Regions from separate parts of the Mus musculus genome. Here region 1 is linked to region 2. The links are chromatin loops, found by intact Hi-C in ENCODE. Cell type or tissue: left cerebral cortex. All regions are shown on one strand.

The links. Hi-C counts contacts between places; a loop is a spot of excess contacts. Peaks named below come from ENCODE experiments on the same cell type or tissue, not always from the same donor. Only the 100,000 strongest peaks of a DNase experiment are listed, where the experiment ranks them.
Region 1: a loop joins it to region 2, with 2.1 times the contacts of the local background. A loop is called at or near these places in 2 of 42 quality-filtered maps.

Annotation. Positions count from the first base shown.
Region 1 is chr12:58,739,510-58,742,009 of GRCm38, reverse strand. No RefSeq gene overlaps it. Among named protein-coding and RNA genes, the nearest start is that of Gm40427, 220 kb to the right of the region's middle. In left cerebral cortex, no CTCF peak of the experiment used is centred here; DNase peaks (open chromatin) are centred at 350, 744 and 1,067; H3K27ac peaks cover 784 bases.
Region 2 is chr12:58,923,271-58,925,770 of GRCm38, reverse strand. It overlaps the pseudogene Gm47647. Among named protein-coding and RNA genes, the nearest start is that of Sec23a, 87 kb to the left of the region's middle. In left cerebral cortex, a CTCF peak has its summit at 1,524 (motif pointing right); DNase peaks (open chromatin) are centred at 1,528 and 2,089.

The DNA.
Region 1 (2,500 bases), 180 kb after region 2:
GGTCCTGGTGGGTTAGCATGAATGGGCATAATTCACATGCTGCTGTGGTGTATTCCACCCTCCTGAGCTTCAGCCATCCGAAGTGATTCTAGGAGTGTGCAGTGCTTTACCTAGGTTTACAAGCAAGCCCTGTCATATTTGGTTGTTTATGGATATTTGTTTCTCAAAGGCATGGGAAACAATGGCTTTCCTAAGGGAAATAATATCCATTCCAGGAGTGTCATTTTCTAGAATTCCCTGAAACCAAACACTGTGAAGTTTGGAAATAGTGGCACATTTATTCAGCTCTCACTAGGAGTCCTGGTGCTCTCAAAGCAGGGAGGATTCTGCTTTCTGGAGTACAGTAGGGAATAAATGCTTATGCCTCCTGGAAGCTGTCTGTAGGGAATAGAAGAAATGTTGATTGGATGTGCTCTAGGGACATGAATATGGCCATGTCAAGGATCCAATGTCTCAGCTCCATGGAAATGAGAAGACCTTCCTATGTCAAGCTCAAGGAAATGGCACTATCTTTATCCTGGTCCAAGTAAGGGCACCGACAAACATTTTTATCTTTAGCTAAAAGCAGCCTGTGCAGAAATCGTTAACTGTAGCTTTTTTATCCCAGAGGACTGCAACCTGAGACTGCTCACACCCTACTGAGATAGCAACCCATTCCTTCTCCCCCTTCCCTTCTCCTCCCCTCACTTCTCCCTCCTCCTCCTCCTCCTCCTCTCCCTCTGCACATTATTGTTGTATATAATAAACATGCTGAGTTTCTGGGTTGCTACTGGTGGATCTCCATCAGAACTCATGGCCTACCAGATTCTAGTTTTTTGTATATGTGTCTGTCATTTCTTCATTCCCTGTTTTCTCAGTCAGATCAATTTTAAAGCTAAGTAGGTCATGCAAGTGGCCCCCGAGCTGGGACCCTGACTACAGAGAACTTGAATTGAGTCAGATGAGGGAATACATTTCTGCACTCAGGATGTAAAACACAGGGCAATCAGAATCTAGAGCTAAGCAATTAAATCTTTGGACTTTGAAGGAGATTTTGAGGAATAGGAATGTAAGGCAAGAACGTTACAGCTTCATCAACTCTATGACTAAGCAGGTGAGTTAGCAATCTGAGTAGGAGGTGAGCAGTATATGCCCTTGGTTTCAGAAGAAGGGACAGTAAATTTGGCTACTTGGTAAAAAGTAGAAAAATTAAGGGATAGATACACAGCCAAAGGACTTGGATGTATTCCCATTTTTATTTTCTGGTTATGGTGTCTTACACATGGTTCTATAGATCTGCTGTTGTTTCTTCATGGAAGGGCAATCTTTGTCAAATTGGATCCCAGAGAGTCTGGTCTTATTGGGTGTGTCTTCCAGGTTACAAAGGGGCAGGCAACCAATTATACAATCCTTTGCAAGCTTAACAGCAGACTATAGTAGCTCCTCTATGGATATGGAGAGAATTTCCCACTAAAGGGGATAAAAACCTTGTGTCTAAGGGAGATTCACCAGAGACTGGAAGAATTGTGCCCTAGTTTGTGACCTGGTTCTTATGACCCAGAGAGACCTGGGGTGGGGGTGCAGAGTTAAAACTGTACCTGTCACCATGCATAAAAAGTAATTCTAAATGGATCAAAAGCACAAATGTAAAGCTCAAAACACTGAAACTGCTAGAAAAAAAAAAACAAGGCAGCACCTATGTGAAAGGTGTAGAGTGGGTCTGGAGAGATGGCTCAGCGGTTAAGAGCACTGACTAATTTTCCAGAGGTCCTGAGTTCAAATTCCAGCAACCACATGGTGACTCACTACCATCTGTAATGGGATTTGATGCCCTCTTCTGGTGTGTCTGAGGACAGCTACAGTGTACTCACATATATAAAATAAATAAATCTTTAAAAAAATTAAAAAAAAGAAAGAGGTGTAGGGAAGGACTTTCTGGATATTACAAAGGAGTAAAACAATCAGAGTAGAAAACAAATAAAGCAAAATAATGCCCCTTCCCTTCCCTGACCCAAATAACCTATTTGAAAAATGGTCCAGGGACCTGAACAGAGAACTCTCAAAAGAAGAAAATAATGGCTTAGAGATATCTAAAAAATGTTATATTTTCTGAGTATTAATCCTCCGTCAGATGTGTAGCTGGCAAAGATTCTCTCTCAGCCTGTGGGCTTCCTCTTCACTCCTTTGATTATTTCTTTAGCTGTGCAGAAGCTCTGTAGATTAATGAAGTCCAGATTTTGAATTCTTGGGCAAATGGAGTCCTATTCATGAAAGAAGCAGAGGCAACTAAGAAACGCTGAGAGTGGGAGGAATAGTTTTCCGCAGGAAAGGACACACCAATTTGTTATCCAGTACCAAGTGGTTATCACTGAAAACACACATACAATTAACCCTGTAGAGATTGGGTAGATCTTATTTAGAAATAAATATCTATTCCTATGTGTGTATGCTTGTAACAATTAAGAAAAAGAGAGGGTATGGCTTTGAAAGAGAACAATTTGAAAAAGGGGTATTGTGGGAG
Region 2 (2,500 bases):
AACCTTAGAACTAGCCTCTCTCTGCCTGCGAGCTATGGGGACCAGTGTACGTCCTAACAGAAGCGGAGCTCTCAGTACGTGGGCAGCGCTTCGTTGTTGCTTGTGATGTGGGGTTTCCTCAGCCGGTCCTTCCCTCACAGGTAACTTCTAGAAGAGAAGGCAGCATATGTGTTCTATTGTTTGCGGATCCCAAGCCCAGTGCACAGCTTGTGTATGTCCCAGGAGCATGCCCTTACTTTCTTTCTCATTCAAGTTTTTATTTCTAAAAACAGGGTGAGAACGGCTAACCTCAGCCCCTATATACGTTTCCCTCACTGGGAATAAGGTAGAATTTCCTGTTTTGTACACAATAATCTCAGTCTTACTTATTATCTCCTTAACTGACTTCTCTCCTCCTTGAAACACGTCACTCAAGTTGGCTGTGTTCTTTCAATATAGGGAGGATGACTTTTAACTTCTGGTCTTCCTGCCAAAGTCTTGGGGATATGCGCATGCGTCACTCGTGGAATGCCCTCCCCCCTTTCTGGCGCTGAGAACTGGACCGAGACTGAGGGCATTGGACATGTTAGTTCTTGGGGATATGCGCATGCGTCACTCGTGGAGTGCCCTCCCCCCTTTCTGGCGCTGAGAACTGGACCGAGACTGAGGGCATTGGACAAGTTAGTTCTTGGGGATATGCGCATGCGTCACTCGTGGAGTGCCCTCCCCCCTTTCTGGTGCTGAGAACTGGACCGAGACTGAGGGCACTGAACATGTTAGTAAACTCTTCCACTGATCTACATCACCACCCCTTGACATTTTTTTTTTTTTTTTTGGTTTGTTTGTGTTGTTATTTCGAAACGGGTTCTCTGTGTAGCCCTGGCTGTCCTGGACTTCTGTAGTCCAGGCTGACTTCGAATGCACTGAGATCCCACCTGCCTCTGCCTTCTGAGTGCTGGGATTAAAGTCGTGTGCCACCACTGCCTGGCTCTCCATTTGCCGTTTAATTTTACTTTAAGGGAATGCTTTTGAGGTACTTTGGTATTTAGTTTCTGTTTTCAGCTTTAATACTAGATATTGTAGTTATGCCATTTTGTGAGCAAATACAACAGCCATTTAAAATGGGGGGGGGTGTTGGTGATGAAATAAGCTAAGAAATAATAATAATAATAATAATGATGATGATGATGATGTATTAATTGAAAACAAGCATACTTATGTGTATTAGTGTCAGGAGGTAGGTTCACATTATTTCTGAAGTAAAATACTCAGGAACATAGCACATTTTAAGAACTTTAATTTCAGCCTTTTTCTGCTTCTTGACCGATGATGTAATGGACTGGCTACGTTCAAGCTCCTGCCGCTCTGACTTCGCCAACACAAAGGACTGTATTCTGGAACTCTTCTCCAGGTATGGTTTGCAACTGGAGCCTGACCCAGACCAGGAAGACAACTTGCACCATGTTTATTACCTATAGATGCTTCCAAAGAGACTGCAAACAGACCTAGAAAGCCTCACTGCTATTTCACCAATAGCCACTGGAGGGCCCCAGACACCATTCTGAATCTTTATGGCAGCCCATGACCTACACTCTAGAAATGTTCCACAAGCCCATTGATGGGGTAAAGTCACTGCCTGGTGATCACCCCAGTCTGACACAGCAGCACAAAGCCGGCTTCCAGCACACCAGAAACATCATCACTGAGACCACGCAAGACCCTTAACTAGAAAATCTCCTGGCAAGTTTCAATGGCTAACCTTTGAAAGTCTTTTGGGTTAGAGACACTGGTGATATCCTTAAACAGAGAGGAGTCCCGGCAGGAAAGGACACTTCCAGAAGGCCTGTAGTTGCTGGTCAGTCCAAGAGTTGTGGAGAACTGTCACGACATGTGCTTCAGAGCTCACCTTATGTTCACCTCCTCTGATATTCAGACTTCCGGCGTCATCAAGAGAAGATCTCATTTCCCCGGACCAGAGGGAATGCAGTCCCCGTGGCTGCATCTTTGGCCCTAGACCTCCCAACAGTCCAGAGCTGGGGCCTATTGTGTTTTAGGACACCTCTGAGGAGAAGAATCGGGTGAAGGTTACGTGGAGATGGAGAAGGCACCTATTCGCCTACCTTAAGGAGAGAGGGAAGCCGCAGGAGCTAGTCTCTTGTAAGATATAACCGGGTTTCACAGACATCAACTTCATCTCAAAAACTGCAGATTGTCATAGCGTTTCTAAAGTCACTTCTCTGGCCCAGACAGGTATATGCAAAGAATAAATTAGAACTAACACAAAGAGGAAAAAGACTGACATAGATGCCAAAAGCTATAAGGGAATTCATCCTACTTTGCTATTTAAGAAATCTTGTATCAGAAACAGTCCATTTTAGTGTTACACACTGCCAGTATTTTTCTTGTGTTAACTGTTTAAACCTCCAAAGTATTTTGCTTACCATGTTTGTAAATAAATGGTTGCCTCCTTCAATATGTAATTTCAATAATCCTATATCATGATTACTGTAAATATAATTGC